2 separate regions of the Mus musculus genome follow, and region 1 is linked to region 2. The links are chromatin loops, found by intact Hi-C in ENCODE. Cell type or tissue: left cerebral cortex. All regions are shown on one strand. Each heading gives the region's core, and the rest is flanking DNA. Links, peaks and the distances in the headings are about the cores only.

Region 1 (11,756 bases), core at 3,069-7,068, 440 kb before region 2:
AGGGCACATTCACAATCAGATCAAAGCAAAACCAAACAACAATGATGTAAATAACAAAATATCCAATATCTGGGATTGACTTACAATTTTCTGGACAGTTCAAAGGGTTTTGGTCACGTCTCCATCTCCAGCCTCTGTATCACACATAGCTTGTCTTCTAACCTAAGGCAGACCCCACTCCACAGTTGTTGCTGTTCTGGGTGCCTGTCCCATGATACTGGCATCTCCAAAATTCTGAGCTGCACTTCCACCAATAGCCTCTCCTAGCTACTCCATGGTGCTTCAGCTTCTCTGTGTGACTCCTTCAATCCTCAGCCTCCAACTGCTACGAAGGCTGCATCTTTACCACTTTACCAGAGGTCTCTTCTGGCCTGTGCAGTGCAAAGCCTCAGCTGTTCTCCATGACCACTTCATGCTCTCAAACCCAAAAGCTGTACCACCTGGGTGACTCTTACACTAACAAGATCAGCTGTCAGCTTGAGCTACCTCTGGAACGCAGCTTCCCTGTGCTGATTCTCAGAAAATACTTTCCAGACTCCACCTCAATGATGCTGGTCTCGATCACCATGAATTTCTAATCTCCAGCTGACCAGCATCAATTGTCTCAGTAAGTCAAAGGTTTTACTTTAGTGGTTCTGGCCTCCCGTTAAGCTCAGCTGATTCTTCAGCTCCTGTTGACCAGAAACTATAGGTTCTTCACACAAAATGGCTTAGTAGAGCCCTGGCTTTCCTCTGCAACTTCACAAGTCAGGCCTTCATTTTCTGTACTACTCTTATCCTCAAAGCTCCAACAAAACAGCTCGCTGAGCTCTCCACACTCAATGTATCTTCTAGCCCAAACTACCAAAGTCCTTCCACAAAATATGGTCAGGTCTATCATAGCAATACCTCATTATCCTGGTACCTACTTCTGTACTAGTTAAGTTAGTACTGCTGTGATGACATACCATGACCAAAAGCAACTTGGCTTATTTGGCTTACACTTGGATGCCATAGTTCATCACTGAAGGAAGTCAGGATAGGAATTCAAGCAGGGCTGAAACCTGGAGGCAGAAACTGATGCAGAGGCCATGAAGAGGTTGCTGCTGCAGGCTTGCCTACAGCAGTATCTTACAGAGACATTTTCTTAGTTGGGGCTTCCTCTTCTCAGATTACTTTATCTAGTGTCAAGTTAACATAAAAATTGATAGGACACATTGTCTCCTCATATTCTGTTCTAAGGAACTCTACTCAAATTCTGGGATTTTTGTGATGAGATCTCCTAAAATCTTTAACCAACTTCCAGGAACACTGTGCCTCATGGGAGTCTTCAAGGAGTTCTAAATCATAAATCACACTATATCCTACTTCCATAGATATCATCAGGACCAGCAGTCATCGGGATACATGAGCTGTAGCCTGAATTCTTTGTACCTGTTACTTGAAGTTCTAGTTCTGTGGTTACAATGCTACATCTTAGGGCTTCAGAATTTTCTTGTCTTAAACATGGACCTTGGACCATAATCTCCTTGGTTCATATTTCTGCCTTGACACTAGTTTCTATTCCTCACCTCCATAATATTGTCATTTTTAGGTTCTACATACAATAAAGATGGTGAAGTATTTGACTCCCATGCCTGGCCGTGTGTGTGTGTGTGTGTGTGTGTGTGTGTGTTTTCATTCATAAACTTGATTATGATTATTTTAAGAAAAAATATCTTTAAGCCATGGAAACTAAGGGTCTGCGATGCTAACACCACAACATAGTACCTGCATTGCATCTCTGGATAAAAAACAGACAGACTGGAGAACTAGGAAAACCAGAACAGGGTAGCTTTTATGAAGGATGATTTTGGAGTTTCATTCCTGGTTAAAGAACATACTGTAGTTACAATGTTCCTGTTGGGGGAGGTGGTAATGGTCACTCCAGTCTTCCAGCTCATTTGAGAATCATCTTAAAGTTTCCTAGGATTTAAAAATGAATAATTTATTGCATTAAAATTAATTAACTTATCTGGTAGAATTCAAAGAATCATTTGGTTTTGTTCAAACTTAAACCTAGGTCAGCGTACAATTTGCCAATTTACCTAAGTCAGAATAAACCAAAGACACATGTACAGAAGAGACACAAGTTGACAGAAATGAGATAAATAGACAGTGGTTCTCCCACAGACTTTAAAACCACCACTTCTAGTGATGACAGTTTCTATAGTCCAGATGTAATGTGAGCACCTCAGCCTGTGAGAGCCTCAGGCTGTACTGGCTTATTTATCTCAGCCAGTGAGCACCATGTCCAGGATAGAGTCAAGGCTTATGGACTTTTGTGTATGTGGCCACTAACTACAGTCAGCTCAATTCAATTAAAGAGATGTAGCCATAACTGGATTCTGTGTCAGGCTCACGGCCATTTACACGCCTGCTTTCACAGTGTCTGTGATATGGCTGCACACTCTCCTAATGTCTAAAGGTGTGAACTGTGGCAAATAACTTTCTGTGAGCCAAAGCTATACAGTGACTCTCATCTGGGAATTCAGAATATGCCATACCCACCCAGAGTCATCTTCTCAGCATGGTGTTAGGTTCCGCTGACGTGTAGCCATGTTGGCCATGTTGCTTTAGAAGATAGACAGTTTTCACAAAGACAAAGTGGACAAAAGAAGGGGCTTAATATCCAGTTCACACGTCAGCAAAGAGTTCATTCTGTAGCTTTCCATTTTCATGGGTCTCTCCTATAACCATAGAGATCAAGTGGATATTTTGGAAATATGAATCCGTATACTATTAGAGTCATGACCTGCTTTGGGCCCACCAAGCCTCTGAGAAACTGACTGCACCGACAGCAAGCACTTACCCTGAGTACTAGGATCGAGAAGGAATTGTTTTCTGTACTCTTTATCTGGCACAGTGGAAGGCAGAGCAAGCAGAGTGAGGGGTAGAAAGTTCCCCCATCCCAGTTTTTAGCAACATGCAGCTCAACTACACTGCAGTGTTAAGTTTTTGTTTCTTTATGAGATACCTAGTACACTCCCACTTCTAGCTGGATACACCAACTGCTCATCCAGGATGCCAGATAATCTCTTGGCAGGGACTATGTCAGTCTGCAGACACCCCTTCTCAGGCAGGGCAAGGACACCCTCCCCAGCTGAAACATAGGAAGCCAGGTGTCACTGCCCAGTTAAGGAAACCAGTAAATTCCTGTTTGTGGAGAAGAAATGACAGTCCTTACCTGACTGCTGCGGTTTGACGTCAGATGCTCAAGTACCGTGTGTGCCTTCCACAGCTGCTCTGTGGAGTGGGAATGTTGAAGGGCCCTTTGTCTCTCTCAGGAGTTTTCAGGGAGTTCTAAATCACATGCCACACCATATCATACTCCCATAGCTGGATCCAGAGTGCTGTCATCAGGCCCAGCAGCCATTAGGATAAATGAGCTGGAGTCTGAATTCTTTGCACCTGTTAACTTGTAGTTCTAGTTCAGCTCACCTTTACAGGGTTATCCTGAAGAAGAGTTTCCCAACATGACCGTTGTATCCTTGGCCTAAGAGGCAGAGAAGATGGCATAATTGCTCGTACTTTGGTGAGCTGAGGTTGCTGCAAGGGAAGGGAAAAGACTGACATGTCCATCAACCTAAGATGGTATGCCCTCATCTGGTTTGCTAATGCTTCTGATAAGCTCAGCCCAGGTTTTAAAGACAAGTTTTCACTATGTAGCCCAGACTGGCCTTGAACTGGCAACCCTCATGTTCTGAGCACCTTTTGAGTTTGGGAATTACAGGCATTATACCTCTCTTTGACTGCTTTAAGCTCAACTTTATAGTAGGCATTAAGACACTGCTGATACTGGATGATGTAAAAAACAAAAACAAAAACAACTGCAGGGTTGTTCTAGAATGTAGAATTCATTTATAGGTTTCAAGACAACCTGGAAATTAGAGTGCTTTGGGAGATTTATAAAAAATAAATGTGCCAATTTTAAAAAGAAAGAAAATAAGACAGTGGCTTTTCTTACGGTGACAAATAATGTCAAGGTCCTGCTCAGTTGGTTGTAAAAACTAAGGGGGCTGCATTTCCACACAGCATTCAATTAATTTTCTTGTGTCTGAGAGCCCTGGAACAGCACTTCATCTTGATGTCTGGATAAAATCACTACCAGTGTCCCAGATCTACACCTCAGTGCCATGAGCTTCAGGTGAGCATCCCGTGGATGGCAAGGTGCTTTGCTGCCGCTACAACCTTTCTAAGGGCATGGGGAGTGAATGGTGCCTCACGGCTCATCAGTGTTAGCACAGAATGAATTAAAGCCCCTGGGAGGATGTGCAGAGAAGACCATTCATCATCATGTGCCCGAAGGCTGCCCATGAGCTTTAGCTTTTCCCTACCAACTCTGGCACTGCTCTTCTCTCTCCTTCCTATCTGTGTCTCCCTCTGTATCAGCCTATGACTTCCAACGCTCATAGGAAAGTGAATTTGCCGCTGTCCCTAGGGTCATGCGCTGATTGAATGGCATGATGACAAATTCACTCATGTTCCTTCCAAGTCTGTGATCTTCCAAATGACAGACTTGCTCAAAGTGGTCTGCTTTCTTTGAAGAGGTCCTGACATCCTCTTCCTCTCCTGACCCACACTCCCTCCTTTAATTGAGAGGAAGCTCAGGCTTTCACTTCTAGAAGGCCAATGACCTTCCTGCTGCAAGAGGTTGCTAGGGGCAATTAAGCATTAAGGCCAATCTATCTTCACGTCTCAACACTGTAGGAAGCTGATCCCCTGGTGTGAGATACCAGGACGTGAGATATCCCTAGGTCCTTGAGCTCTAGAATATGCAGGCAGGACTATGATGAACAGATGGTCAAAAGTTCAGTTTGCTGTTCTTCCCATGTTCTGGAGGCTATAAGCCAGGAGTGGTGATTTCAGCCCAAATTCCTACAGGCTGGGAAGTCTGTGATCAATACACATTGGCAGGTGTGATAATGCTCAGCTAGGTTCTTCACATGCTTTTCATGGAAAGAAAACCACAGTACACAGTTGGTCTAAGGGAAAAATAGGAACAGTTTGGGGTTTTGAAAGATAGGCTGCATTCCTACACTCCTTACTGCTGCCAGACTCAGAATTTTTAGTTGCTAGATATAGTTCTGGAACCACACACTGCCACACAGAGCTTCTCACCAAGAACACCTCTCGAATGTGAACAAGGAAGGGCACTAAGTGAACCTGAGGGGAGGGCTGTGGTGCCTTGAATAATAAGGACTCCCATAGACCCACAGAGAGTGGCACTGATTGGAGGTGTGGCCTTGTCATAGTAAGTGTAGCTTTGGTGGAGGAAGCTTGTCACTAGGGGGCAGGCTTGAAGTCTTATAAGCTCAAGCTGGGTTTAGTGCCTCACCATCTCCTCTTGCTGCTTGCCAGTCCAGATGTAGTGTAGAACTCTCAGCGACTTCTCCAGTACCATGTCTGTTTGAATACTGCCAGGCTTCCTACCACGACAATGATGAGCTAGACCCCTGAAACTCTAAGTAAGCTCTAATTGAATGCCTTCCTTTGTAAAAGCTGTGGGGTCATGGTGTCTCTTCACAGCAAGGAAACCCCAAGACAAGATCTGACTATCACCAAACATCCCCTGACTTATAAGCATACCCTTTTTCTGGGGGAATCAGGAATGCATTTGGTTCTGTTGAGTTAGAAGAGTAACTTTCAGGGGGGTAAAATCATCAAGTAGATTAATTCCGGAATGCAATGAAAGCACAGACCTCTAAATGAGATACTCCACATTGTCTAGATGAAATTACAGTTTGAAAGGTTACATAATCTCTTTCTAAGTAGACCTGGATATACTATTGTGACAGCAAAAAGAAAAAAAGAACACAAAAGTATGTAAGTAAACCCTGCTTTTAGAACTCAGTTGAAATTCCTTAGGTTGATGCATCAGAATAAATGATACGCATACAACACTTTAGGGATAAGATTTGTATTTGGGAAGTGTATAAGGTGTACTCACGTCTTTGTAGAAGTTATATTTCAGTCGGGAGGACAAATAAGTAGTTTCTGCGGGTATGATGTATCCACTTGGGATTATGGGAGGTAAATCTGTGGGAGCAGAGAGGAGTTATCTGATTACTTGTCACAATGAGAGATAACAGCAAGGAGGAAGAAGAATTCTGGCAATGGATCAATGGATGATTGTGTGAGTGGATGGATAAACAAATGGATTGATGGACAGATGGATGGGTGTGTGAGTGGATGGATAAATGGATGATTAATGAGCACCTGAATAGTTGGATGGGATGAAAGAATGAATATGGTAATGGATGAATGGATGGATGGATCAACATGAATATATGGGATAGACACAATGCATGGGTGGATGAATGGATAAACCTGTGAATGGATGATGGATGGATAGGTGGTTACATGGATTGATATGTGAGGAGATAAAGAGATTGATGTATCAATACATACATAGGCACTCGAAAGATATGGGCAGATTGGTGGGTGAATGAGTAAAGGTGGATAAAATAAGTGAATGAGTGAATGAATGAATGAATGAATGATAGGCACATTTTAGTAAATATCCGGGGCATTATAAGAATATATTATAGTGAATGAGCTACACTAGCAAGATTTTGCTGTAAGGACCCAGATATAGCTGTCTCTTGAGAGACTATGCCGGGGCCTAGCAAACACAGAAGTGGATGCTCACAGTCAGCTATTGGATGGGTCACACGGCCCCCAATGGAGGAGCTAGAGAAAGTACCCAAGGAGCTAAAGGGGTCTGCAACCCTATAGGTGGAATAACAATATGAACTAACCAGTACCCCGGAGCTCTTGTCTCTAGCTGCATATGTATCAAAAGATGGCCTAGTCGGCCATCACTGGAAAGAGAGGCCCTTTGGACTTGCAAACTTTATATGCCCCAGTACAAGGGAATGCCAGGGCCAAAAAGGGGGAGTGGGTGGGTAGGGGAGTGGAGGGGTGGTTATGGGGGACTTTTGGGATAGCATTGGAAATGTAAATGAGGAAAATACCTAATTAAAAAAAAGAATATGTTATAGTGAATGAGCTATAAAATTACTCTTTTAAGCTGAAAGGAAATTACTTTTTATGATAAATTTATAAAGGGGTAGGAAGATGACCTTTTAGAAAGGATTTTCTTTTTATTTAGATTGCTTGACTTTTTGACATCAAGGACACATGATTAGAAAGCAATTTCTCTCTCTCTCTCTCTCTCTCTCTCTCTCTCTCTCTCTCTTTCTTCGCTCTTTCTGTTTCTATAAAGGATGAAAGGAATTTTAAAGAAGACTCTCTTCTGTTTTTTTGTTTGTTTGTTTGTTTTTGGAGACAGGGCTTCTATAGACTTGCCAGGACAGGAGGTCTGGGGAATGAATGAAGTCAGTGGTCTCCCCTCAATCAACCCAATTCCACTCTAGGCAGGCACTGCTTGCATGAAAACAGGAAATTCATACTCCCACTTTACCTGCCTGGGAAGTGTTACCCATCATGGCAGCAAGGATTTTATTGCAATGATTTTACTCCCGGATAAATGTGGGGCCAGGCACAAATATTTTGTTTTTTTGTAATGGCTGTTTGCAATTTCCTGTATTTTCTGTAACTCTGACAGTTCTTCCATAACAGCATTTTGAAAGTAAGTTTTCTAAAGCTAAGAAGGCACTACAGAAGGAAGAGGAGGAAAGTGCCTGTCCCAAGCCGGCTGTACCGTGCTGTAAGTGGTTCCCATTGTGTGAAACAGAAGCTTTCAGGCTGTGTGTGGCCTTGGGTGATTTTGCCCTCCGCATTTGGCTTAATTTTGAGGGCAGTCATAAAAGCAGGATGGCTCTGCTTCTGGGTTTTCAGGTCAGTACCACTGCTGGTCCACTATCGCTCACCAGACACTGACTGGCAAATAACTTACTCCTAAGAATAAAAACTACCATTTTATAAATTTACCAGGGTCAACTGGCATGGCATTAGCCCACGGATATATTAAAACCCCATCAGAAACAAGACTGGAGAACTAATGGAACACATCAGACTGAGGAAGGGTGCTGGCACCCACAGAACTGTCAATGTGTGTCTTTCAAGGAACCAACTGGCATATAGTATATGTCTGCCTCAAAAGACCTCCACAATCCCACACCTCACTTTTATAACTTGACTTAGCTACAAATCTCCTTAACGCTGAGACTACGTAGTCTTACAATTTAGCTCTTTAACCACTGTGGCTCTCTAGTAAGATCCAGTAGGACTCTTTAACCCTCCTGGAGCTCCCTTTACCCCACTTTAGTCCCCTCTCCCCCCAGTCTCTCCCTCTGTCTCTCACACACAGACATACACATTATTATTATTATTATTATTATGATGATGATGATGATGATGATGATGATGATGATGATGATGATGATGATGTGTGATGTATGTGGTTTGAGACTTAATATAATCATGGTCAGAGATGGAAAAATCTGTATTTGCTAACAGCTCTATATTAAGGACTCCGGGACTACTCTGTAAGACTGACATGAATCTATTGTTACTACATAAGTTGTTACATTATGGAAAGACATACACACATATCTATTCATGTGTTTGTTATGGTGAGCTCACCACAGTGTCATAAAAGAGTGCAAGTGAAGGCTGGGAGTGTCCAAGGAGGAGAAGAGATGAACTTCAGGCTGAGAAATGCTGGCGGCTTCCTGGGAATCCCCGGCATGGAAGACCACCATGACTGCAGGAAGCCTGGTTACAGCGGAGTTCACATAGCTGTGACCTGTAAAATGAATTATTTTAATATAAATGTAATCAGTAAATTAATCCAACAGCTGTATTTCTTTACCTTAGTGAGTCCCCAATAACTACACAGAGAAACTAAGATTTTTTGCAAGCTGCACCTCCATACCTAGGCAGTTAAATGATCTACCTTAACTTGCTATGGTAATCTGTCTATTTCCTATCTCCATCCCGTAATACTTGCAGGTTAATATTACTCTAGCTCTCTCTGTTTCAGATGTTTCTTTCCTTGGTGTCTTCTCAGGCCCTCCCCTCACGGCTCCAATTCCAACTCTCCCTCCTCCTCTTTTTCTCCCTCCTCCTCTTTTTCTCCCTCCTCCTCTTCTCTCCCCTCTGGCTAGTAGAAGTCCTGCCCTACTCTCTTTTCTGCCCAGCCATTGTGTGATCAGCATTTATTGACAAGGCAGAGAATAAATGATAAGAATTGATTATACAAACTTGAGACAGGAGACTCTTTACTTAATCATTTCAATGCTTTGCCTGAATTGAAACATGATATAAGGTTGGAAAAATCAGCATTGGAACAACAGAAGAATAACCTTTACACAGTCTACAAAAACAGTAAGTCTACAATGACCACTGTCAGCCAATTGGCAAGTGGACTCTGCAGTGTTTAATGGCTGTGTCTGTGAACATGGCAGTCACCTGGCCAATGGATGTGGGTGAGTGACATGGTGGTGTTGAGATGAAATCAGCACTGAAAATGAGACAGACCACTGTGTGGTGGGATGAGGGTCTTCTATAGGATGTTAGAACAGGAAAGTTAATGTCACATGGGGATTGGCTAAAGCCAGAAGGGACCTTGGGGAGATTTTACATCTGCAAACTGTAATCTGATGATAATATACACAAGAGCTTGGGGAGAACAGGTGACCTATGGAGGGTCCCTTGTGAATATACCAAACATTTTGTAGGCTTGTGGGTTAAGAGATTGACAGACAAAGGGTATAGTCATCTGTAGCTTGCAAATACATCTCTTTTTTTTCCTCTTTCTTTTTTTTATTGGATATTTTCTTTTTTTAATATTTTTTTCCATTTTTATTAGGTATTTAGCTCATTTACATTTCCAATGCTATACCAAAAGTCCCCCATACCCACCCACCCCCACTCCCCTACCCACCCACTCCCCCTTTTTGGCCCTGGTGTTCCCCTGTACTGGGGCATATAAAGTTTGCGTGTCCAATGGGCCTCTCTTTCCAGTGATGGCCGACTAGGCCATCTTTTGATACATATGCAGCTAGAGACAAGAGCTCCGGGGTACTGGTTAGTTCATATTGTTATTCCACCTATAGGGTTGCAGTTCCCTTTAGCTCCTTGGGTACTTTCTCTAGCTCCTCCATTGGGAGCCCTGTGATCCATCCATTAGCTGACTGTGAGCATCCACTTCTGTGTTTGCTAGCCCCCGGCATAGTCTCACAAGAGACAGCTACATCTGGGTCCTTTCGATAAAATCTTGCTAGTGTATGCAATGGTGTCAGCGTTTGGATGCTGATTATGGGTTGGATCCCTGGATATGGCAGTCTCTACATGGTCCATCCTTTCATCTCAGCTCCAAACTTTGTCTTTGTAACTCCTTCCATGGGTGTTTTGTTCCCAATTCTAAGGAGGGGCATAGTGTCCACACTTCAGTCTTCATTCTTCTTGAGTTTCATGTGTTTAGCAAATTGTATCTTATATCTTGGGTATCCTAGGTTTTGGGCTAATATCCACTTATCAGTGAGTACATATTGTGTGAGTTCCTTTGTGAATGTGTTACCTCACTCAGGATGATGCCCTCCAGGTCCATCCATTTGCCTAGGAATTTCATAAATTCATTCTTTTTAATAGCTGAGTAGTACTCCATTGTGTAGATGTACCACATTTTCTGTATCCATTCCTCTGTTGAGGGGCATCTGGGTTCTTTCCAGCTTCTGGCTATTATAAATAAGGCTGCTATGAAGATAGTGGAGCATGTGTCCTTCTTACCAGTTGGGGCATCTTCTGGATATATGCCCAGGAGAGGTATTGCTGGATCCTCCGGTAGTACTATGTCCAATTTTCTGAGGAACTGCCAGACTGATTTCCAGAGTGGTTGTACAAGCCTGCAATCCCACCAACAATGGAGGAGTGTTCCTCTTTCTCCACATCCACGCCAGCATCTGCTGTCACCTGAATTTTTGATCTTAGACATTCTGACTGGTGTGAGGTGGAATCTCAGGGTTGTTTTGATTTGCATTTCCCTGATGATTAAGGATGTTGAACATTTTTTCAGGTGCTTCTCTGCCATTCGGTATTCCTCAGGTGAGAATTCTTTGTTCAGTTCTGAGCCCCATTTTTTAATGGGGTTGTTCGATTTTCTGAAGTCCACCTTCTTGAGTTCTTTATATATGTTGGATATTAGTCCCCTATCTGATTTAGGATAGGTAAAGATCCTTTCCCAATCTGTTGGTGGTCTTTTTGTCTTATTGACGGTGTCTTTTGCCTTGCAGAAACTTTGGAGTTTCGTTAGGTCCCATTTGTCAATTCTCGATCTTACAGCACAAGCCATTGCTGTTCTGTTCAGGAATTTTTCCCCTGTGCCCATATCTTCAAGGCTTTTCCCCACTTTCTCCTCTATAAGTTTCAGTGTCTCTGGTTTTTTGTGAAGTTCCTTGATCCACTTAGATTTGACCTTAGTACAAGGAGATAAGTATGGATCGATTCGCATTCTTCTACACGATAACAACCAGTTGTGCCAGCACCAATTGTTGAAAATGCTGTCTTTCTTCCACTGGATGGTTTTAGCTCCCTTGTCGAAGATCAAGTGACCATAGGTGTGTGGGTTCATTTCTGGGTCTTCAATTCTATTCCATTGGTCTACTTGTCTGTCTCTATACCAGTACCATGCAGTTTTTATCACAATTGCTCTGTAGTAAAGCTTTAGGTCAGGCATGGTGATTCCACCAGAGGTTCTTTTATCCTTGAGAAGACTTTTGCAATCCTAGGTTTTTTGTTATTCCAGATGAATTTGCAAATTGCTCCTTCTA
Region 2 (11,756 bases), core at 2,718-6,717:
TGTCTTGCCCTGAATAACTTTATTCTACAAGCAGCACATGGCTTCATATTGAGTGCAGAAGCAGGATAATGCATCTCGTTGTGCACACGGATGCCACCACTTGTCCAGCACCAGTCATGAGGCACAGACTGATAACTTATCCTTTCAAGTATATAGTCTAATGAAAGTATCAAAGTCTACTGGAAACACGTGAGCACATGAGTATATTCAAACTGTATCAAAGGGGGGGGGGTGAAACCATATTGAACACATTAGACCAACAAACATCCTCACTTACACTCCTGAAAAAGGACATATAGGGTGACAACGGTTATGACCTACCAACACATCACCATGAAGATAGAAAGGTGGAGAAGACAAAAAGGAAAGAAAAAGGAAGGATGCCCTGACTGTCCCACTGACTCAAAGTCAAAGATACTTCATAGCAAACAACGACACAATTGCCAACAAAGTTGTGTGTTTTCCTAAAGTCACCTCAAAGAAGGATGCTAAAACCAACAAAGGAGCCATGCTTGCTCATATCCGGTAAGCATTGCCTTTAGGATCACTCATCAGCCCGCCTCTCTCATGCATAAGCCTAAATCTCACCCCATGAATCTGTCTCACAATTTTATTTACAAAAGGAAGTGCTTTTAGATGGGAGAAATGAGTAAACCAAGTTTAAAAATTTATATTTAACTTTTAAATTTCTCTTCTGTAAATCTTGCTCTGAATTACACCATTTAAGCAATGTAACTTGGGGAGCTACAAAATCATAAGCGTAGCTATAGTAAAGACGAGGAGGTGTGTGTGTCTATTAAGAAGCTAACATTCATTTCTTGAGACTGTGTACTGCCTTTTTCCTAAGCTTACTAAGTCTACCTCACTCTTGCTAGTCCTGAACTGTTCTCTGGCACAGGACCCTGCCCTGCCTGAGTGTAGGTTTCTAAAACAAATGCCCCCTGCTGCTGTGAAGAGCTTTTGACTGTGTCTTCCCACCACTGCTGCTGGCATCTTCTTTAGGGACTTGTCCAGCATCTGCAAACCAAGGAGCAAAATCTCAGATGAAAGCAGCCCTGCACCATAGTAGCTGAGAAGTTCCAATTCCAGGACTGTGAAAAAGTAAACTTCTGCAGTTTCATCCACTGAACACGAGGCACCTCAGCGTGAAAGCAGCCACCATAGTGCAGAAAGGTACCCAGAACATCAGTGACAACTCTCAAGCAGGCCAGAGACTGACTGTAACATCTCCGTTCCTATAAGCCTAATGACATCAAGAGCTGATATATGCACCGATGAAAAATGCACTACCCATAAGCTCGGTTCTGCCAATTATGTTTCTATAGGCACGGTTTATAGACACGGTTTCTGAATACCACTTTTTTTTTTTTTTGTCAAAAAAACTGCCCCACCATTCATTGAATTCCAAACAAAAATCTGCATGTTAAAAACTCAGGGACAATCATCTGCTGATTTTATTCACAATTTAGTAGCTTAGATACCTGCATCATCCATTCGTGGGCTTTGTCTCTTTTTGTGCCCCATGAAAATTGCAGTTACGTTGTAGGGAATGGGATGCAAAAAAGACGTTCTAGGACCATTAATCTAGTAAGAATGAGTCCTGATTGCTTGAAGTGAGGAGGAAATTTTGTTGCAACTTAACAAAGTCTCTGAAATTATATTTCAGTTATATAGCATTTCTTAAAAAAATCAGTGAGATGACAAACTGATCTCTAACAAAGTCCAGGAAACTGTCAAGCCATCTCCATCTACCCCTTAACTGCTCGAGAATATAACGAGCAGTTGTCATGAGGTATTCAAAGCCCTGAAGGTCAGAGGGAGCAGGGGCCTTTGCAGTAACAGAGGAACAAGTGATAAGGAGAGAAAGACCCCACCCTACATTGGGTTTAATGTACTGTCCCTATATGCCTTCTTGCAGGAATAGACTGCAGGCTGCTGTGGTAGTATCTGAGAATATGCTTCAAATCCCTCTATTAGTGATTTGTAGCCAGTTGGAGAGCCACATTTGACCTAAGGAAAAGCCAAGTGCCCTGGCCATTAGAACTTGACATGTTGATTTACATATAAATAAGAAGTAAAAAATGATACCGCTGTGAACTTACTATGGGTTTCTTCCATAAGATTATAAGCAGATGGAGAGAGAACTCTATGGCATCCTCTTAGTGACTCCGTATTATGTCGAACTCTGGTCATCAGGCTATGCCTTGCTTTGGGTGGGTTCATACTACAACCCAAAAGTTAGCTCCATTTGAGTTGTAGAGACCAACACCTTTCTAGCCCCAGCTATAAGGCAATGGCTGATAAATAACTTATTTATGCAAGTAAAATTTCATTTATGCGCTTATGGAGATGTGTGGACATTTCCAGAAGGAGAAAGGCCATAAAACAACTCTTGCCCTAACTCCGCCCTGGATCAAAGTGGCCTCACAGACAGAAGACCTAAGTGTCTATGAATTTGCCAGCAGATGAATCACGGGCTTCCAACCTCCAGAACTAGGAAGGCTGCATATCTGTGGTAATATATGATAGCAGCCCAAGCTGGTTTCACAACAGGTACAAAGAAACCAGTAGACGTTGGACTAGAGATGGAGATCGGGTCGATGGAAACCTATAACCAACATGAATAGGCAGCCATACATGCACACATGGTTATAAACCATGGGGTTTTCGGTTGTTTGGGATCTGAAGTGACCACTGAAGTGCATCAGCAGAATACTGAAGGTTTGCTATTCAGCCTCTGGGACTACTGAGTGTTGTATGACTGTTAGGAAGCAGGCTCTGGTAGAAGGGAGTTAGCTTATCAGGAGCATACCATTGAAAGGAATAGTGCTGACTCAGCCTTCTCTCTATCTCTTTGCTCTCTGTGACCATAATGTGAGCAGCATCTTCTACCATGTGTCCCCACAGAATGTCCTGCCTCAACAAAGACCTAAGGCAACTGAGCTAGCCAATCGTGAACTAAAATCTTCACAACACGAGCCTATATTAAACTTTCTTCCTAATAAGTTGCCTCAGGCAGGGCAAACACACAACCCAAGTGACCAAAGAACTCCTGCCTTGGCCAATTTCCTGTTTCTGCCAAAATAAAGCATGGAGGCCTCGTGGCTCCTGAAACCTAAGCAGGGAAATCTGGCTCCTGGAGGTAAGTAGGATTTCTTCCCCTGCAGCTGCCCAAGCCCCACACAGTTAGCTGTGACCTCTGCCCCCCTAAACTTGGCAACAAAGACAGAACTTCTCAGTTCTCTTCCCAGCAATGTCCTCAACCTCCCACTCAAGGATCCTCTTGAAAACTTTGGCCACCAGAAGGCTTGCATGACCTCTTTCTGTGAGGTAGATTGACAAGCAACTGCCAGCCTACCTGAGCACTCATGAGATCCTAAGGACAGGGTTGGTTCTATGGAGTTCTGTTCCTAAGGACAAGAGTGATTCAAATGAGACAACAGTTTTACTTACAGTACCATCTTCTACTTTCTCTCCTACACACTCTGGAACCAGGCAACCACATGCTGTGTTGAACCTGATCTGCCCTGACCTGATCCTTGTCTCTCAGTGAAGGCTGAATTCAGCAAAATCTAAAGTCTAGCTCCAACTGGCCTCCATGCCAGGGCCTCTACTTTTGCATCCAGTCTACCCTGGCTTCTCTGTCTGACTTCAGTAGGTACATGAATGGCCTTGGCTCTTAGTTTTACTGGGCTAGACTCCAGAAGTACTGTTCTGGCTCAAGTAGTAGTAACTAAAAACTACACACATGGAAAATAAGCTAAGGAAAACTGCCATGCTTCACCTGTACCCAAGCCCTTGCCTACCTGGCATTGCCTGCAAAGAAGAGCACGGCACTCACCAACCAGGAGCAGGAGGCTGGGGCTGACAAGGGTGGCACCTGGAGCCACCAGAGGTCTGGAGTTTAGATACAAACATTGACAGAGCTGCTCATCTACGCTGTGCTGGCTTTCCTCTCACTTCCCTGACTTCAAATATAGCAAACACCCAAGAGAGTGTTTGTGCATCTGTACCTCCAGCCATAGAGCCAGGTGCGTTTTTCTTTTCTTTTTCTATTTTGAATCAAAGCAAAAAAAACAAAAACAAAAGGAGAGATAAAAGTATTCAGATGCTGAGGGTTATAATCAATGCACCTGCTGGTATTAGCTCCCCAAATATGCATATTCTTCTGGCATATCGCTTGGTGGTAAGGAATGAGGCAGAAATCGGGACTCCTTGTGTTGTATTGACTGCATTGTCCCAAGAAAATGCAGTGGCAATGGGTTCCTTCTGCCCCCTTCCTTCCTCTTAAGGAGTAGCCTGTCTGTTAATATAAGGCAGTTTACAGAGGTGTGCCTGGTTAGAAATGGAAGACATAGCCTCTTCCTTGGGGCAGTTTCTAAATGAGTTATCACATGTGGTTTTTTTTTGTTCAGCCATCCCCGTGCTGCTAGAGATGTTGAAGGTGTGAAAATAAATGGCACAGATTGGTGAGCCACATGAGAGGTTCATACTTAAGGAGACAGGGATAAATAAATTAAACTAAGACAGCGGGATGTGTCCTGCTCAGTGTTTATGTGAATGTCTCCACGAGCATTGAAAAAGGAGAATAATAAAATATCATAAGTATAAAATGACAGTGTGCTATCAGATTCAGTAGGTATTTTTCTCTAAATGTTGTACCTGTGATTACCAATTTTTTTCACAGGCAATTTTTAAATGACTAGTCTTCTAAAACTTAATCTATGCCAGAGGAGTAAAATAATGCTGTGTTTATCTATTCCATCATTCTCAATAAATATATTTAATGGTGCAAACTAAAGCTCTCGCTTCAGAAACTGAACATATGAAAGTTTACTTTTTTCAAATGTGGAAATGTATGACAGGCTGCCTGTTGGCCTGTTGGAAGGAAGGTGCTTCCCCCTAGTGTCCAGTTAAGGTATTTGAAAGCCCTGCCTGCAAGACCAGAATGTCTTCCCAGACCTCTGACTACTGGGGAAATGACAAGTAAATGACTCCTCCCTTTGCAGGAGTGACAGCGATTGTTCTCATACGGATACTATTGTAATTACAAAGAGAGAATCGCGGTTTGAACTTCTGGATGTTTTGAGTGTGTGTGTGTGTGTGAGTGTGTGTGTGTGTGTGTGTGTGTGTGTGTGTTTGAGTCTAAGCAATATTAAAAAGCTACAGCTATGAGTGGATGAGGAGTAGAACAAAAAACAAGGGTTTTAGGAGCACAGTAGTGACAAAGCTGCTACTGGGTCGTGACCACTAAGGTGAGCACTGGGTCATCACCACTAAGGTGAGCACTGGGTCATCACCACTAAGATGAGCACTGGGTCATCACCACTAAGATGAACACTGGGTCATCACCACTAAGATGAGCACTGGGTCATCACCACTAAGATGAGCACTGGGTCATCACCACTAAGATGAGCACTGGGTCATCACCACTAAGGTGAGCACTGGGTCATCACCACTAAAGTGAGCACTGGGTCATCACCACTAAGGTGAGCACTGGGTCATCACCACTAAGGTGAGCACTGGGTCATCACCACTAAGATGAACACTGGGTCATCACCACTAAGATGAGCACTGGGTCATCACCACTAAGATGAGCACTGGGTCATCACCACTAAGATGAGCACTGGGTCATCACCACTAAGGTGAGCACTGGGTCATCACCACTAAAGTGAGCACTGGGTCATCACCACTAAGGTGAGCACTGGGTCATCACCACTAAGGTGAGCACTGGGTCATCACCACTAAGATGAACACTGGGTCATCACCACTAAGGTGAGCACTGGGTCATGACCACTAAGGTGAGCACTGTACAATCTCAGGAAATGAGACAGGAGGAGCACAGGAGAAGGATGAGAGACTCTGTGCTTCTCACTCAGGGTTCATGGTATCTTCTAAGAAGAAATATGATCCATCCCTTGTATTTGTTCCTCTTGTATACAGTGGATCAGATGCAGGCCATTCTCCCTTCCGTTGTGTTGTAGCAATGTGCAAAACTGAACATCAGACAGATGAAAAATGCTGTTTTAGGTGTTTCAACTAAGAAAAAGCTAGGAAGCAGCAAAAACGAGGCCTAAGGCCAGGGGTAGATGCCAAGCCCGTGTGGAGTTGGTGATCAGATGACCAAAGAAGTCAGACTTGCTGGCAACATAGACGATCAGCTGACTGGCAAAGTCATGCTCCCTAAGAGCACCATGATTAGATGGTCCTGGTCTTTCCAGGAGTTCCTGCCTGAACAGTCAAACAACGCTTTTTTGACCTCCTTTGAAACGTCTAATAAAAAGAGAAATGCTATCAAATAATTCATTGTTAAAATTTTGTAGCTGATACTAAAGGGAAAAAAATTGGATTGTAGGTCAGGTCAAAATGGATTAGGAATCCACAGAGCATCTGCCCAAGTCAGGTTTCCAGCAGATGACTGGTGTCTGGCCTGGCTGGGCCCTCATTTGGTGATAAGTTATCTTTCTTTACCCTAGGTCAGAGGCACTTCTACACATCTGACTATCATTCAAGTGAGACACAGAGAGGCAATGGGTGCCTGGCCCTGAGGGATGTGCTCAGCACCACCTCCTAAGACACCCTTGAGATGAAGTCATGGGCCAGCACTCTTAGACCCCCAAATGAATGACAAGACTAGAGTCCTAAACCAGAGAGCAGAGGATAATTTCTAGAGGTTGTAGTAGAGACTCGTGGTATCTTCCTTGATCCTCAGAACCAAGCACATTGGGTAGCAGATCATTGGAAGAGATACAGATATGGTCTTAGTCTTACGAACCTTTCCTAAGATGCTCTCAGCTACCTTCCAGGAAGTTCACCCGACTTTTCACAAGTGTTGGAGAAGTCACTTGGCACACAAGTTTTTAAGGCTCAGAGGTAGGAGCTTGTAGGGTAAGGCCATCAATAGTATTGGCCTGAAATCACCTGAGCACAGCTCTCCTGCTGGAGGATGCTCAACAGCACCACTGTTGTCAGTTACCAGAACACGACCATGATGACCTGCATGTCTCCTGACCAGTGCAGATAAAAGCCTAGAGACAGCCATCTTTCATGATCTCAATGGATGGGAGATTTCAGGGAAGGGGTGAGGGGGCTCCTTTCCCTTCCAGTGTCTCCTTAATTTTTTTTCTATCCTGATTCATTAAGGACTTCTAACCACCTGCTGAAACTGAGATAATTATCAACCCTGCCAGTTCTTGACAAAATTGCTTACTTATGAATAGCTCTCGCCAGTCTACCCTAATTATCCCTTTATTTAAACCTCATGTCACTTTCCTGAAGACAGACTTAGGGCAACTGAACTCCTGTATCTTGTTTCTATTCGCTATATGGCTGAAATGATTAAACCTTTATCTCTATTTTTTATCATTACTTATCACGTTCCTTGGCACATCAAGACAGTGGCTGAGTCTAGTCTCTCAGTACTCCCTGATGAGCTAGGTTTGCCCTAAAACTCCTCTAACAATTTAAACAGAAGACAATGGGAAAAAAATTGAAACTGTGAGACAAACACACATTTTCCAGGAATATATTGGTTATCAACGTTTATAAGGAAAGGAAGGGCTTGAATATATTAATTAAGTGGGAAAAATCTTTAAAGTACTCAATAGTTCTCATGTAAAATGTAAAGAACAGAGGAGTAAAGCTTTGAAATCATGTTAATCCATATATAAATTCATTCCATTCAATTATTTGGAAAATGCAAGCAGACTTACTGTGTGTTGCAAACCAAAGGTGCACTGAAGACAGGGATAGGTTTTGGTCCTGGGCTTGCATAGCAAAGAAGTGAGTCATTTAATAAACAGTAAGATAAACATATGCCCAACAAGAAATAAATGAATAATATGGGTAAAAATACTAGCAACGTTAAGCCATATCGTAGGTTGAACAGTGTCACAAGGAAGATATGAGAAAGTGGTAGCCAGAACCTACCAGGACAAAATGTAGCCATACTGAAGTCCCTACAGATGGGATCATGTTTAGGTGAAACTGTGGGAGGTCAGGCTGGGCTCAAACCAAAAGAAGAAACTCAGAAGGAAGACCCTGCCCACCAAATGTGTGTTGGGTTTCTGCAGCACCCGGATTGAGAGGAGGTCGGTAGAGTGTGCCAGGGCCTTCAGGAGCTGGACTCGCTCATCAGCCCGGAACACTCGGGAGCTGGACTCGCTCATCAGCCCGGAACACTGATCTCCAGGAGCGAGGGATCCTTCTTCCCCTCTAATCTTCCACCAGAGTTGCCGGTACCTTGTTAGAGCAGCCCAGAGACGCCAGCACACAGAGGACAAGGCTGAAGAGGTGAAAGTGAGCAGCCAGGGGACTCCAAAGGCCTGGATGACTGTGAGGACACCATGGCATCAGAGCCAAAGGGCTGGGGGACAAAGGGAGGAGCGCTGAGAAAAGAAGACAGGGCCTGGCCAGAAGAGGAGGGCCTGGCCTGACAATGGAAGGGGTAAGGGGTCTCAAGGGCAAAGGACAGCTGTGAAGTGTTCACACGAAGCACTTGAGAAGTCTTGTCTGTGTTGAGAGATCTCTAGCTGTGGCATAAAGAACTGTCTGTGAGACAGAAGCCTGCGGCAGGGACACAGTACAGGTGTAGAGGAAATCGTAGACTTCAGGTACCTCGAAATGAAGGTAAGAGTCCTCATGTGCTGCCTGTGGAGGAGTTTGAGCTGGGGCAAGCCAGGGAAAGCAATGCAGATCGCTTAATAATAGGTACTCATGGCTGACTCCACAGCCTAGGAATTCAGTCCCATGTCACCATCATGGATGCTTTTAATTTCCTTGGTTGCAAATTGGCCAGAAGGGTGGACCCCATCACCATGACAGAGCAACTACAGTTACTCTTCATTTCATATCCTCACTGATGTCGGTCCAAAAATCATCAGGAATAGCTAACCCACACACCAACTCTAAACAAATGACACTAAAACCACTGAATAGGGAGGGTCCTCGGCTGGGTATCGTGGACACGCCCTGTGTTCCTTAAAGCACAACTTTAGAGCACATCCAAATGACCTTGACACCACCACCAGCTTCTCCTCCCACTCCTCCTCCCCCACCCCTCCTCCTCCTCTTCTTTTTCTTCCCCATTTCCATACCTTTGGTGAAGAGGCATACTTTGGGTGGAGCACATACCTGAGAAGCAGAGTAGCCCAAATCTGAAAAGTACAGAGGAGGTAACAAAGACAGCCTGGGCGTGCCTCTGGGAGAGAGGAGGAAGCCTTAGGTTGGGCAATGCTAAATGGATGGAGGATATTGGACTACTACATCAGAGCCCATTAAACGGTGAAGAAGACAGACTATGACTGTCACTGTTCAGACTAGTGGAGGTGGCTATGGCATCAGTGATCACACCACCAAGGGAAAGAGCAAGCCCTGATCATATGACAGAGGCCATGCACGTGTGCACAGGTTTATGTTCTGACATAAAGACTTAGAATCCTGGGTCCTCACTGTTTACACGAGCAGTTAGGAGAACTTCACACATGAACTAATTGTGTTTAACAGCCTCCTGTGGATTGACTTAAAACCATTAAACAATGCATTACCAGTTCATATTCCATGGCCTGCCCCTTCTCCAATAACATGTGTAAAAGTAAGATGGCTCAGTCTGCATGATCGTGGATACTCCAAACTGTCCAGTGTTATGTCACCCTTGAGCAATCTACCACCCCAGAATTGGGATAGCATCGCCAGCCACACAAGGTTACTAGGGCCATGTTTATCCCATAGATCCATAGAAACACCACTATCTTTGTCTATTCTAGATCAATGAGTTAGGATGTGAATGGCCAAGGGGAAGAATACTGTGCCCATCCTACATCTGCAAGTACTGACTGTATATTCATTGCTGGCCTTGGGGGCAGATACCATATGCACCAGTCTACTGGATAGGGCTGCTTCACTATGTCCTATTGATGGAATGTCTATCTCGGTTTCGTGGGACAGGAATCCTGTGGTACAGACACCATTGGCAGCCCATTTCTCTGGGTAAGGGCTGTGTGGATTATAGGATTCAGCTGCTATCTATCCAGCATGGTGAGACCTGACACTATATTCATCCTGGGACTTTTTATTTCATTTTATTTACATCCCAAACGCTACCCCCTTCAGGTCACCCCTCACAGAGACCCTTTCCCACCTTCCCTATCTCCTCTGAGAGGGTGAGCCCCCACTGGGTATTCCCCCAACCCTGGTGCATCAAGTCTCTGCCAGATTAGTCACATCCTCTCCCACTGAGGCCTGTTGGGCTATGGATACCACAGTCAGGCTACAGCTTTAGGAGAGCCTCTGCCCCAGTTGTGTGTGTGTGTGTGTGTGTGTGTGTGTGTGTGTGTGTGTGTGTGTGTGTGCACATGGAGACTGAGCTGCGCCTTTGCTGTTTATGTTTCAGGGGCCTTGGTCCATCCCATGTGTGTTCTTTGGTTGGCAGCTCAGTTTCTGAGAGTTCCCAGAGGTCCAGGTTAGTTACTCTTTTGGCCCTCATGTGGGGTTCCCAGCCCCTTAAAGACCTTCAATCCTTCCCCCAACTCTTCCATAAAAGTCTCCGACCTCAGTCCAGTGTTTGGCTGTGGGTCTCTGCATCTGTCTCAGTCAGCTGCTGGCTGGAGCCTCTCAGAGGACAGCTATGCTAGACTCCTGTCCCCAAGCATAGCAGGGTATCATTAATAGTGTCAGGGATTGGTGCTTGCCCATAGGATGGGTCTCAAGTTGGGCTGGTTATTGGTTGGCCATTCCTCCAGTCTCTGCTTCATCTTTGTGCCTGCATTTCTTTTAGGCAAGACAAATTTGAGGTGAAAAGTTTTGTGGGTGGGTTGGTGTCCTTATCCCACTGGGGTAGAAGTGGGATTCCTGCCGGCTGCCTGGCGGGCTACTGGAGCAAGGATGCCATCGGACCCTGGCAAACTCTCCCCAGCCGCCGGCTGCATCTGTGGAACCCACGAACCCTCCGCTTTCTGGGCAGTCTGGAAGAAACAGAACTAGGTGAGCACGTTGACACTTCTTACAGAAATGCACTACTGCAATAACGAAAGTTGGACGCTCTTTTAAAAAAAAAAAAAAAAAAAAAGTCAGAACTCTCGCGAGAAGAGCCAAGCGCCAGGTTCGTACCCGTAGATCTCGCGAGAAGTCTAAGCGCCTTTCCCGGCTGTCGGAAGCTGCGGACTCGTCCCGGCTGTTGGGATCCCTGGCGCGATGTCGTCCGCATACTCAGTCCGATCCTTCCCAGTCAGCATCCCTGCGGTGATCATGGTAACTCGCAGGCTCTAAGTGGCGCCGGCGTTTGGTGGGGTTTGCTAGTTCTTGCGAGAACTGCGCAGGGGCGGGCGGGCTGCCTGAAGCCGCTCCCTGCTCCGCTGGATGGGGCAGCTCCCGGGTGCGCACCGGCCGTCCTCTGAGTCCCCAACACCAGTGTTCACCCCGGTGGCGTCTTAGCGCCATACATTGACTTCCCTGCCAGTGTCTGGAGAGACTCTCAAGTGCGCTGTCTTTCCGATGTGGCACAGAAGAGATGAGCGTTACCCAGTAACTGGACTTCAAGCTGTCCCCAAGAGCTTTAGGGCTCCAGATAGAGGAGCTGGTCTTGCCTTGCGGAGCCGTGCCCTTGGAAAATGGCATGGGAAGCTCTAAGAAGTCGGGACTAGGAACTTAATATTAGTTGGAGACAGAATCAGAAAGATTGGAGCCTTGGGGACTGTACTTAAGACCCCAAAGCACACTAGCCGGCTGCATGGTGCAGAAGTGTCAGGGACAGTCAGCTC

Evidence for each region. Hi-C counts contacts between places; a loop is a spot of excess contacts. Peaks named below come from ENCODE experiments on the same cell type or tissue, not always from the same donor. Only the 100,000 strongest peaks of a DNase experiment are listed, where the experiment ranks them.
Region 1: a loop joins it to region 2, with 4 times the contacts of the local background. A loop is called at or near these places in 2 of 42 quality-filtered maps.

Annotation. Positions count from the first base shown.
Region 1 is chr12:30,136,983-30,148,738 of GRCm38, forward strand. It overlaps Gm32084 (a long non-coding RNA gene), which reads right to left and starts at 8,838. Exons shown (of 6, transcript XR_381415.3): 1 at 8,569-8,838; 2 at 5,969-6,057; 3 at 3,460-3,567; 4 at 3,206-3,371; 5 at 2,530-2,708; 6 at 1,465-1,944. In left cerebral cortex, for the core only: a CTCF peak has its summit at 5,288 (motif pointing right); a DNase peak (open chromatin) is centred at 5,305.
Region 2 is chr12:30,573,316-30,585,071 of GRCm38, forward strand. It overlaps Gm32259 (a long non-coding RNA gene), which reads right to left and starts at 3,878. Exons shown (of 4, transcript XR_872635.1): 1 at 3,807-3,878. It overlaps Tmem18 (transmembrane protein 18), which reads left to right and starts at 11,128. Exons shown (of 5, transcript NM_172049.2): 1 at 11,128-11,247. The coding sequence starts at 11,191. In left cerebral cortex, for the core only: a CTCF peak has its summit at 4,905 (motif pointing left); a DNase peak (open chromatin) is centred at 4,907.